3 separate regions of the Homo sapiens genome follow, and regions 2 and 3 are each linked to region 1. A link is a loop called in an ENCODE intact Hi-C map of the cell type or tissue named here. Cell type or tissue: heart right ventricle. All regions are shown on one strand. Each heading gives the region's core, and the rest is flanking DNA. Links, peaks and the distances in the headings are about the cores only. Region 1 overlaps LOC101928354 (a long non-coding RNA gene). Region 2 overlaps JARID2 (jumonji and AT-rich interaction domain containing 2). Region 3 has its middle 250 kb from the start of LINC01108.

What was found. Hi-C counts contacts between places; a loop is a spot of excess contacts. Peaks named below come from ENCODE experiments on the same cell type or tissue, not always from the same donor. Only the 100,000 strongest peaks of a DNase experiment are listed, where the experiment ranks them.
Region 2: it touches region 1 in a loop (2.4-fold over the local background); 1 of 110 quality-filtered maps calls a loop at or near these places.
Region 3: it touches region 1 in a loop (2.0-fold over the local background); 1 of 110 quality-filtered maps calls a loop at or near these places.

The regions. Positions count from the first base shown.
Region 1 is chr6:14,704,858-14,709,134 of GRCh38, forward strand. All of the region lies in intron 1 of LOC101928354 (a long non-coding RNA gene), which reads right to left. Among named protein-coding and RNA genes, the nearest start is that of LINC01108, 420 kb to the left of the region's middle. RefSeq lists an enhancer at 1,041-2,240. In heart right ventricle, for the core only: a CTCF peak has its summit at 1,744; a DNase peak (open chromatin) is centred at 1,744; H3K27ac peaks cover 2,500 bases.
Region 2 is chr6:15,471,904-15,476,180 of GRCh38, forward strand. The region is part of intron 5 of JARID2 (jumonji and AT-rich interaction domain containing 2); the gene reads left to right. Among named protein-coding and RNA genes, the nearest start is that of DTNBP1-AS1, 72 kb to the right of the region's middle. RefSeq lists an enhancer at 1,534-2,733. In heart right ventricle, for the core only: no CTCF peak of the experiment used is centred there; a DNase peak (open chromatin) is centred at 2,038; H3K27ac peaks cover 2,252 bases.
Region 3 is chr6:14,533,270-14,537,546 of GRCh38, forward strand. No RefSeq gene overlaps it. Among named protein-coding and RNA genes, the nearest start is that of LINC01108, 250 kb to the left of the region's middle. In heart right ventricle, for the core only: no CTCF peak of the experiment used is centred there; no DNase peak of the experiment used is centred there.

The DNA of each region.
Region 1 (4,277 bases), core at 650-3,149:
ATTTTTTGAGAACTTGAAGGAAAATGCGTGTTTTTTTTTTTTAAGTCAACGTGTGCCATCAGTTCTACATCATTTTCATTTCTGACCTTCCTTATGCTTAGATTTTCAAGCAGTATTTCAACCAGGCATTTTTATCCTTGTCTATCAGTAGGGAGATGAGACACTGTCAACGATCGATCACAACATTTTCACAGATCCTGTGGCTTCAAATGTCACCCTGAAAAACCATGCTAGCAGACTATCCCCCAGTGCCTGGGAAGACCTGCAGGAAGCTGGCCACCAAGAGAAGGCTTGGTGGCCGAATCCAAATTCAAGTGCAGAAGGCTGGCAACACAAAGCCCTCAATGCAGACAGTACATGCTGGCCAGACAGAAACAGGCAACCCAACCAACATTCATGGCTACTGACCAACTACTTTTTTGAAATTTCCATGGATTCTGAATGTTTCTGAGTTGGGGAGGGTGAAGAGGATGTGGAAGAGACAAAGGGAGTATATTCCTCACTCCCTGACATAAACCATTACCAGAAAATTAGTGTTTGGAATTATACCTCTGACAATGAGTCATTTTTGTTACCTTTACTCTTTTCTGTACTTTTCCTAATATTCTACAAGCAATGAGTGGGTTCTAATAAACAGGAAGAAGGGAAAAGTATGTCTTGTTATCCAAACTTAGTTGATTCCTAAGTTCTGATGGTGAGTGTTTGGGTAATGGGTTTGGAGAGGAAAAAATCTATTTGGCTCCTGAGTTTCAGAAAACAAAAATTGAAATTTCAGAAAGTGCTGAGTTTATCTGAATCCACTTGCCTCCTGAGTTCTGAGGGAAAGACTTTGGATGGCAAGAGGTCAAATAGCAAGAGATGCCTATATAGAACTTTTAATAAATAACCCTTTTCCTCCCCTTCCTACATAGAAGCACCAAAATTATACCTCAGTAAACAGTTTTGCAACATCCGTGTCTGGCAAAATGTATACCAAAGAACTTTTACATGCCAAAACTTAACATTCATTTTTGGTTGCTTTTTAAAGTCAGGAAGTCTCCAGGGTTCCTCATAGAAGCAAAGAAATGGGGGACAACCCAGATAAGGCGAGTTTCTTTGTCAAATTCACACAATGGAAAGGCTTAAGTTAAGATTATTTTTTAAGTAAACCTGTGTTCTTTCACAGACTCTGCCAGTGAAGTAAGGCCAAAAGATTCAAGCAAATATGAAGCACGACTTCTCGGCCTCAGCCCACAAAGTCTTTTCTTGTGTTTTAGACAAATTGAATTAGAGAAAACAAAGTCCTGGCCAGACCTCTATGCCCTATGCCAAGGAACTGGAACTTGTCGAGCAACTAGGAACTTGAACTTCACCCTACATACAATACTAAAGAAGAAATATCATGGCTGTCAAATGAACAAAGTGTTGCTAATACACCTCAAGAAAAGATGTAACCAGAGAAGGAAAATGTTGTCTATAAAAAGTGAAAGGTGAGATCAGGCCTTTTGGAGATTTTTTTTTTCCTTTTTTTAATATCTTCCAAATATATCTGAACTTGTTTCCTACTTGGACTTATTTAATTTTCCCTGATGTACTTCACAGATGTGAGTTGTGCTTGGGAACACGACTCAGAGACTGCGTGGCTCTGACACAGGCATCAGGCGTGTGCAGCTCCCCCGCAGTTTCCCACAGCTTCACCGTCATCCACTCTCATGTCCCTTCAGAGTGCTGCCCACTTCCCGCCCAGCAAAGGACTGCATTACTCAGCACACAGCGACCCCTGACTCAGTCGATGTGGGAGGAGATCGTCATCAAGGCTGATGTGAGTCTAAGAAACATCCTGACTGGCCTAAGAAGACCATCGGGACTTGCCAAGTGGCCCCAGCTCATGGGGTTCATTCCTTCTTCTCTTATTGTGTTTAAAAGTGGTATAATTAGCAACTTGTTGAAAATGCTGGCTTACTTCCCGTTACCAGGGCTCAGCACGCCATACTCCCAATCATTGGTCCAAGCAGACATGTTTACTAAGTGAGTGGGGGATGAGAAAGAGAAAGGACAGATGTGAGGGAAATAGACAGAGCTGAATAGCACCTCACAATGAAACACACGAACTCCTGGGAAATTCTCATTTTAACACAACTGTAGTTCCCATGCGTTGGAACCTAATGTTTACCTTCATAACGGCTCCATCAGAAAGGCACTGTCATCATATGAGAAAACCAAGGGTGAAAGATTAGGTAATTTGCCCAAGGTCTCTTTAATATCTTCCAAATATATCTGCACTTGTTTCCTACTTGGACTCATTTAATGAGTTAGGAAATGAGGGAGCTGAGTTTCCAAACGAAGCCTAATCCCTGCTCTTTTGACCTCTATAAAATCTATCAGAATATTAACAAAGGGTGTTTAATAAAATGAGTTTGGATAGAGAACAAAGAAAACCCAGAGGTATTTGGAAAATGGTTTGTTCCAAGATCTTCTAAGTTAGCTATCTCATCATTGTCATGTTATTCTTGCTACTGCTGACAACCTAGCTTCCTGTATATAAAGAAGTATCAAAGAAAATACTTAATATTCTGCTTTCTTCACAAATACTCTCCTTCCAACTTCCCTTATTTCTTTTCCTCAGCTCATTTCTGTGTTGGCCAATCAAGGTCTTCCCAGGACTTCATCAGCATGAGACCAGCTCCACCTCCACACCTAACACAGCAGGTCTCCTCCAATTTCCCAAGAATCCTCTCTGAAGTCTGGCAGACCTTGTATTCAGCTGTATAAATGCTGCCTTCATCAGCAACCAAGACTTCATCTTCCCAGGCCCTCTTTGAGCCAGCCCCACCTACACCCAATCCTGGCTGCTTGAATTACAAACACACCTAGAGAAGGGCTTGTGACCCCTAGACCTGGCCCACCAGTGGCTTCTGCCATCCAAATACAGCTTGGCCCTGACAGGTACTTAGTAACCTGGTATTTGTCCTTCATCCACTCCCTGACTCCTTCCCCAGAACAACAGTTAAAGACCTTCTCACCTTGTCTTCAGCCCCATTCCTGGTTGAATAATACCCTTCTCCTCCTTCACCGAATAGCCAGAGCCCTTCTAGAGTCAACTTTGCTCTGAGGCCCCCTTTATCTGCATGCATCCCTTTCTCCTGCCTCTCCCCCTTCCTTTCCCTTGTCTTAAGACCTATTCCCCCTCAACAATCCTCTACAAATCCTGCCCTGGGTGTTTCCTTCCTCTGCTGAGGTCCTGAAGCACTTCTTATTGGCAACCTTCATTTGGCTTTGAAGGTACATTGCCAAATATCCCTTATCTTTTTTTTTTCCCTTTTCTTCTCTTCATATTTTAAATTGCACAAACAACAGTCTGGCTCATCTCTTTCTATGCACATATCCTGTCTACCCAACCCAATTGGGTGTCCTCCAATGCTTTGTCCTTCCCATCTGCTCATCTCCCTCCTAATGATTCCCTTGGAGAGGGCTCATCCACTTGCAGAGCACCATGGATACTACACAGATTCTTGCCACCAAACCTTGTTCAAGCCCCCCTGGCCTTACCGGCCTTTCTCCTTCTCCCAATTAATCGAAATCTGCACTCTTTCCTCAAGGCCACCTCACATTCCAATCAAGCCTTCTCCAACAAACACAGATCCACAACTACCTGTTTCTCCTCTGACTTTCTATAGATATTTTAATGCTTATATATAGTCTTGTTTTATTGGACCTCCTTTTGGACCGTAAATACAGTGAGAGTTTCCTGAGGACAACGACCAAGGCCTCAGCGTTGTGTTTCCCTAACATGGTGCTAGGTATTCTGAGGGTGCTTATTCATTACGTGCTATCTATAACACATGCAAAAAATAAAGCATAATTCAGACTTTTAGTTTCAAATATGGCACAGTAAACTAAAGCCCTAGTAGCTCTAAACTGAGCAAAGTCTGCAGCTAAAACTGAGCAAAAAATCTAAACCCTTGGAGTGAAGGATTTTGTGTATTTAAGAATCTCCTTTCAGCCGGGCATGGTGGCTCACACCTGTAATCCCAGCACTTTACGTGGCTGAGGCGGGCGGATCATGAGGTCAGGAGTTCGAGACCAGCCTGGCCAACATAGTGAAACCCTGTCTCTACTAAAAATACAAAAAATTAGCCAGGCATGGTGGCACATGCCTGTAGCCCCAGCTACTCGGGAGGCTGAGGCAGGAGAATCACTTGAACCTGGGAGGCAGAGGTTGCATGAGCCGAGATCGCGTCACTGCACTCCAGCCTGGGCAACAGAGCAAGACTCCATCTCAAAAAAAAAAAAAGAGA
Region 2 (4,277 bases), core at 951-3,450, 770 kb after region 1:
ATAGATACATATCTCTGTGCATTTACACAGATGAACTTCTGAGTTTCAAAAATCTTAGGAGATTCTACTTTTTCATTTTTTATTGTTTAAAATTTAAAATTTTATTTAAAAATTTTTTTAATTTTAAAATTAAAAATTTAATGCCTGTTAATTCAGATATTTCCAGGAACAGTGTTGGGATTTTTTTGTCCCCTCATGAATTTTGATGTCTCTCGGTGAGGGGCTGGTAGGATAGTGTGAATCCTGGCTCCAGGCTGGGAAGACTAGGTGGAATGAGTGGTCTTGGGTAAGCACCGACACACCCACCTCCTACTGCTGTTTCTGAGTTGTGCCCTTGCCCTCCTTGCTGTCCCTCTTCCGCCCTGTCTCTTCTGTCATCCTTTCTTTTACAATAGAGTCACAGCATCAGATAGAGGAGCTGCAGGAAGCATACCCAAACCAGCTGAGCTTAGTAAGGGGACTAACTTCACTGAAATGTACAAACCTTTCTGTGCTTCCTTTTCTGAGACTTGTAGATAACCAAACTGAAAGGCCTTTCTCACATCCCTGAGCAGCTGGCTTATAATTTTAATTAGATTGATGTCATCTGTGATTAGGCCTGCCCCCAACCTCCAAGTGTCTACCATTTTGATTATGTCGTATTTGAATTGTGAATGGGTTTTCTTTGATTTCAACCCAGCAGAGTCCCAGAACTACCATCTTGGGAGAAGCCATGGGGCTGTGCAGTCTGTTTGCCTGCACCTGAACTTCAGGGGAAGTTTGGTGGGGGGATTGTTGCAGGCCCAAGAGACCTGTATTTAGATCTGTCCAGACTGCAGTCCTTCTTGCTGTCCCATTCTGTTGTCCAGAGTCACCAGCCATTTCCCTGTTCAGTCTGTGTTAGGCCTGCCCGTTCCTGAGCAGGCACTCACTTCCTGGGCATGTCCCTCTGCAATTTAATTCATTGCTCTTCAGCAGCGTCATAGGGAAGTTTGAATCTTATTTAGTCTGAGGTTTTCTTTCTATTGCTATGCCTGGGCATTTTTTAGATCTTAACCTGGTCAGAAAAATTCCATTTCCTGTGCAAGTCAAAGAGACAAGCACGAAACCAACTCCACTAGAATTTTTCCTACAGAATTTGTGAGTTTTTAGCAAATGTGAATACCCGTGTTAGGAAAGATTTCATATTTACATGTTCCCGAAATTGCTGTATTTGTGGAGGATTTGGAGAGAGCTCAAACTCATTTTATTGTGATAAGTGCTGAAACATAATCATAGAATCTTTGCCATGTTAACAGTGGTGAATGATATTAACCATTTATGGAGTTACCTTTTCTCTCCTAAATCAAATAAGATTAACTTCTGTATAAATGAGAAAAATGTAAGCCCCTGTGCTGACGTAAGCGCTCTGAAAGATAGCACAGATGAACACGGCAATAGGATCTACCCACAAGGAGCTAATGGGAGATGATGTCTCCTGGCACATCTGTCAGAAACGTCAGAAGACATTCAGGTCTTTACGTGTGTTTCTCCTGATGAAACAGGTTTCAGTGTCTCATTCATCTTTGTCATTCCCTGTCACTTGGTGATGCTACCTGGGTGACTTGTCTCCCTTGTCTTCTGATGTGCGTGCCCCCCCCCCCCCCCCGCTTTGTGTCCTGCCACCCACCTCACACCCATATACCAAGGTCCTTAAGAGGGGGGTGGTGTGATCGTTGGGGCTCCATTAAGACATTTTGTAGTTTTTGTGTATATTTATGGGTTTTATGTATTTGTTGTCCCTTTGTAGGCATCCGAGTACCAAGTCTTTTGTGAAGTCATATGAAAAGAAAAAATCCCCACAAGCCACTACCTGGGATATAGGTCTCTGCAGAGTCCTTCCTGCTGTTGCCACATGGCTTGAATGGCCTTGGAAGCCAAAGAGTAACAATCCACAGGATGTCAGTGCTTCCTTATGACGCCAGTGGAGGGAATGGAATAAAGCCAGCTTAGTAATATACAGGCCACTTGGAATGCTCCTCCGATTTCAAATGACCCGGGGGAACATGGTGGTTTCGTGAAACCAAAGTCAGCTTTGAAGAAAGCTAATGTCAGCCTCAGGTTCAGGCAGTACTGTAGAAGAACACTGAGCTCTCAGTAGCTGGCTAGCTGTGCTGCCTTCCCCAGTCTATTTCACATCCGCTTTTATATCAAGGCAGATGACAAGGAAACAAACTGACGTCAGTTTATTAAAGGAAACACTTGTGATATTGGGAGTAATCCCTCAGGCAAGAGGTGCTAATTGAACCTAAGAGTATTTCTGAAGTTACTATTTTCAACAGTAGAGAAGGAAATTATTGATCATCTCATCCAAAATTGATAAAAACCTAAGTGTAGCAGTCTTTCAAAATTAAATATTCTCAGCTGTGGAATATTCTCATGCCCAACATTGCTACTTCCTCAACCATTTCTAGATGATTAAAATTACACTGTAATGCCATGTTGCTCAATATGCATATTTGTTGTCATTTTTGTCTGTTCATTTCTTAGGAATGTCTTTGCCACCATCGAACAGTCATCAGGAACTTAGTTGCATGCCTTTTTTTTTTTTTTTTTAGCTACTCGTTAGCTTGTGTGTTCTTGGGCAAGGTATTTACTTAGCTTCTCTGATTCTTAATTTCTACTTCTGTGAAATCAGCATGATAGAGTAGATTAGCATTAATTTGTCCAGTCATTGATTCATTTATATCCCAGCATAAGGAAACAATGAGGCTGTATCATGGGCAGCAGTAGAGCCATTCAGATCTCTAATGGTGGATGCCAGCCATTGTTATATGTTCAAGGAAAATGACATTTCCAAGATCACTATTCAGCTGGGTGAAGGTTCCCAACTAAAATTTTGTCCCTGTAATCCATTCTTCTTTCCCTGAGATAATAGTGACTTGTCCAGATTAAAACTTTTATATCCCACCGTGTCTTCAACCCCATTTACATTGCTATCTATACTTTGTTTTCTTCATTCTTTTATAACCCTTAGGAAAACTGGTGTACTGTTGCATCCTCCAAGCAAAGGCTGAGTTGCTGAAAGTCAGTAATAATCCCGGTTGACACCAGTCGTTTACACAAGAATCCTCCAAGTGGTCAGACTGCTGGGATCACCTAGAGCTTTGTTTTCATGTGTAATAAATACAGATCAAATGTTGGCAACAGTTCCCATGGCAGCTAAAAGTTCTTTCCTGCAAAATTTCACTGAGGTCCATTTCTCTGTAAGTTTAGAGCGGAATTCCTAGAAATTTCTTATAATGGGATTTCATTATGAGTATCCATCAGTCATCAAAGGGAGTATTTATTTAAATGTGACATAATATAAAATGAAACAGATCTTCCTATAGAGGGTTCCTTGCAATAAAAAGGCAATCAGGCACCAGTGCCTTGCAAATCTAATGAAGCTTGGAGCTCTGCAGGTGCAGGTGCTGTCAGAAAAGAGGTTAGCAATTTTCTGAACCTGAAGAAGGCCTCTTCTGAACTGCAGACAGAGGAAAGAGTCCTGGAGAGCACCACATCTCAGGCCACATCAGGTGCTGTGGAACTGCCAGGGAGGCCCAGGTCCTCGCTTCGCCGTGCAACTAGCATTTTCTCTTGCATAATCGCCTACCACCTGTTCTTCAACATAAACCCACTAGCCCCACATTGTGCCATGAGACAAGGCACCTGAGCCAGGCCGTGCTGCACCTGCGACCTCAGGAAGCTGTGATGCTCTGCCCTTACCCCTGTTCCCTGATTTTGGAGTGCCTTGGTGAATAGAAGCAAAACACGAGCTGTGCTTTTAGATGAAAATAAGTTCTCTGGCTGCATGGAAAGAACGGTTTGGATATAGTTAGTTAAGAAGGTGAGAGCTCAGTCTTCCCTCCTCACACCTCAGTTTTACTCCCTCATTTTTTGAAAACATTCAAATATAGAGGCAGATGATCTTCGTGTCCTTTTGGTTTCTGACTTGGGTGAAGAAGGCACAGGTCTTAAAATAGGTTTTCTTGCAGGGAGAACCTGGGTGAGGGCATCACGATTGTGTATTCAAGCAACTGCTCAGAATTGTTAATCTTTCACAAGCGAAAGGGGAGAGCAAGCTGGTTGTTTTGTGACTTTTCCATTACAGGGTATTTCTCTTATCAGATTTGTGCTTTTCCCTATTTTGTATGCTCGAGCTGTTGAGGCGTGTCAGGAAATCTAGCAACATCTGTATCCTCCCCAGAGGGATCACCCCTGCTGAAATGTGGGGAGATAAACACACAGAAAACAAAAGTATGGAAAACTGATGCTTT
Region 3 (4,277 bases), core at 714-3,213, 170 kb before region 1:
TCATTTTTCTCACAAGTATACACATCATTCGCCTTTGTTGGAATGCAGTCTTGGAGAACAGTGTGGGTCTCCCCAGAGTATGCAGGACAGAACTGTGTCCCCAGAGCCCCCTCACATTGCTGCTGCTGTCTAACTGCCTCTCTCACTGTGTCAATGTTTGGCACTAATCACCAAAACAAATGCATCATTTGATCTGCTACAGGGAAACCTCAATTAAAAATATGTGAACATTTTATGCTTGGAGAAATAACTTATGTAAGGTTTTCTTCATAATACCTGATATCTCTTTTAAAGGGTATGCTTATTCTATAAAATATGTTAGATAAATTCTCGATAAGCCGCAGTGGTTGTTAAACAAACGCAACTACGATTAAGATAACAGCTGTGATAAATGGCTTAAAATAAACAATGAAATTCTTAGACATTTAAAAGGAACGTGGTAAGTGGAAAGAGCATAAATAAGATGGGAAACCAGGACATTGCTGTTCTTGATCCAGGCTAGGGCTCCAGTGTCCTCATCTTATCTGAAGGAAGTAGTTATGGTCTTTATGAGTTCTGTAAGGTTTATTAGTCTCAGTTACTTTTCTTTTTAAAAATTGTTTTTAAGCTTACAAAAGTATTCTTCCAGCTGGGGCTGCAAGGTAAAAAAAAAAAAAAAAAAAAAAAAAAAAAAGTATTATTAACCCCCTACAACAATGTCAAGCAATGTGGAATTTTTGAGTAAAATGTAAATGGTCTCCTTTTCCCTCTTCTGACTCCTCCCTGCCAGATCCTTGTGCAATTTCTGTACACCTCATGTGTGCACACATGCACATGTGAACATGTGGATTTTTTGGTATATAAATGATACCACATATACATATTGTTTGGAGTTTTACTGTTTTCATTTAGTAACTGACATTTTTCCAATCAAATTCAAATCCGTTTCATCCTACTCATAGGCTGTATGATATTCCATAAAAGAGTCACATCATAATTATTCTTCTGTAGAAAGCCACTTAAGCTGCTTCTTATTTTTGATCCTACTTGTAATGCTTCCATGAACATCCTTGTACAGGTATCTTTGAGTGTGTACATGAATATCTTTGTAGGAAAGTTTCTAGAAGAAAAGTTTCTGGGTCAAAGAGTTTGTGCATTTTTAATCTTAATGGGTATTGCCAAACTGACTTCCCAAAGGATTTTTATCATTCCAGAGATAGTCCATGAGACTGTCCATTTCCTCACAGCTTTACCAACACTGGATGTTACCAGATTTTTTTTTTTTGACTCTCTAACAATATGGTTTAATTGGCATTTCCCTGTTTAAATTTGCATTCACCTTATTATCAATAAGATGAAAAATCTCATTAGTTATTGATTTTTGTTTCTCTTTCTATTTCTTCTCTTTCGTACCTACAGATTTCATCAAATATCTGATCATCCTTTGTTGATCATACTGTTTACAAACAAATTAATAAAATTCAACAAAATTAATAAATTCAACAGTATTCATAGTTGGGTTGCATTTCTTCTGCAATTATTACTCTTATTTACTCTTTCTTTCTTCCATAAAACTTTCCTCAGAATTGGAGGGCTTTGGTGGAAGTGAGCAGTGCATGGTAGGGAGCCAGTACAAAGGCTGGAGGCCTCATCAGTTCCAAGGAAGGAAGGCTTTGTTCTGGGAGCCTTCGTGTCACTTCTGAGAGGAGCTGCATTTGGGGGATTTTCCTTCCATCCAAGCTATTATAGACATTTCAGGCTCAGCTTCTCTCTCCAGCCTCAACATCTAAAGTAGAAGCCCCCCGTCCCCAGATCCTTCCTAGACTAAAACCGTAGTCTGGGAGCTCTGGTTTGGGGACAAACACCTCGAAGCTAGCCAGTCCCCTTGGGCCAGGCGGGAGAAGGTTGTAAGAGTCCCAGCCGTTCTGCAGACAGCCCTTCTTCCACTGCTCACCTTGTATATCTCCTTCACAGCCCACTCGTGCTCTAGGTATTGGTGACTTGGGAGTTTCTGAAAGGCTCCCACCTCTGTAGCAGCCTCCTCCTGCATGGGTTTTGGATTTCAATTCTCTCAGTCCATCAAATTAAGTGGGTCTCTGCTGGGGGCATCTGACAATGTTTGAAGATATTTTTGGTTGTCACAATTTAGGGGGAGTATCGCCGGTATTTAGTGGGTAGAGGCCAGGCATGTTAATAAACCCCCTACGATGCATAGGACAGCCCCGCAACAAAGAATTATCCAGTCCAATGTCTCAGTAGAGCCAAGTTTGAGAAACCCTGATCTAATCCCACCTATTTTCTTTCTTTAATACACCCTTTCCTGTTTCCCAATGCTTATATAACTTTATTCTTTTGAAACATATTTCGTGTAATTTCAATGAGATTGGGGGAGAGAGAGGATGTCTTAGACAGTTCTGGCTGCTGTCACAAAGTACCGTCAAATGGGTGGCTTATGAACAAGAGAAATTTCTTCCTCACTGTTCTGGAGGCTGGAAGTCCAACATGGTCAGGTTCTGGTGGGGGCCCTCTTCTGGGTTTCAGACTGCTGACTTCTCATTATATCTTCACATGGTTAAAAGAACAAAAAACCTATCTGGAGTCTCTTTTATCATGGAATGAATCCCATCATGAAGGCCACCCTCATGACCTAATCATTTCCCAAAGATTCCACCTCCTAATATCATCACCTTGGAGGCTACCATTTTAAGATACAAATTTTGGGGGACACATTTAGTCCATTGCAGAGGACAAGCATATTGATGAATTTAGTCTGCTGTCACAAATGAGGAGATGCAGTTTATTATTTTACTAATACACCTTGGGTAGAGATCAATGAGCAAACATTTCTTAAATATGCACCACGTACATGCCACGCGCATACACTCTGTAGTCTGAGTCAAGCTTGAGGACTGTGGAAATGGGTTCAGATTTCATTCTCAAACTCTTCTCTTCCTATTACAGTTTTTCACAAGTCACATCTGACTAAAATGAATGCATAGTGCAGTGTTAAAGGGCCAAAATTGTAAGTGTCAACATATACAAAAAGGCTGTGTGTCACAAGGGAAAAGATCATCCCCTACTCTACTTTGTTGTCTTGGTGATAGTGGGGAACTTGCAGGCTGCTTGTGGTGTTTCTAACTTGATATCCAAACATGAGAGCTCATGTTCCCAGGAAAACAGAAGGTTGGAGTTGAAAGAACCTTAGAGATCATATGGTTTGTGGTTGACTGTTACATTCATGGCCTCCATGAAGTACATCCTGTGTAGTCTCCTTTCCCATTGACTATGGGCTCAGCCATGAGACTTGCTTTGGCCACCAGGATGGCAGCAAATATAATGCCAGGAAAGGCTTGATAAATGCTTTTGCTTCAGGTCTTCCTCCTTTTGGAACACAGCTGCACCAGTCAGAAACTCAGTATCCTGCAAGACACAGGGCATCCTGGCTGGCAGCCCAGGCTAATTACCAGACAGGTGAGTGAAGACACCTTGGACTACCCAACCTTAGGTGAGCTGCTAAAAGGCTGCCTCTGAATGAGTGAGCACTGGTAAGACCAGCAGAAGAACCAACCAGCTAATCCCAGCTTAACGGCAGAATTGTGAGCAAATAAATTGTTGTTGGTATAAGCCATTGATTTTGAGGCTGTTTGTAACATCAGTAGATACACATAGTACAACAACTTCCTTTTAGAGACAAGACAATTAAGAAAGTCATGCTATACATAGTAGCCAAATTCTCAGGCCAGCTCCACAAAAGCCCACAATAGGCCTGAAGGTGGTACTAATAATATTCTTTCAATTACCTCCACACCATGTCACATTATGTAAAGGGTGAGTTCTTGGTCTCAACATTGCATGTCAAGTTTATGTTATGCACACACCCTCTCTCTTATACTCCTTAATACTGCCACCCCCATTTAAGTTGGGAAAGAGGGAGTAGACTGTAGTAGCTACTTCTAAAACTCTCCCAAGTGCTACTGCATTAAAGAAACATCTTTCCAGACTTTCCACATTCCAGATGTTCTGAAAAAGGAAGCCAGTCAGGTGGTTGGTTGCACAAGGACCCAGATCTCAAAGGGAGTAGGAAATTAATTCTGATTGCTGTTGAGTATAGAAAGGCTCAATTTTATGTTCTGATTTGTAAAATCGGGCACTGCCTACCTCTGAGCACCAAGTGTCCCCAGTCTGGCAGCTCTAATCACATGGCACAGAATCACAACTCTTAATTGAAGGATGACTCTTGGCTAAGTTCCACAGGACACTAAGAAGTTTAACACATAATTCTAGACCTCAAGGGATTT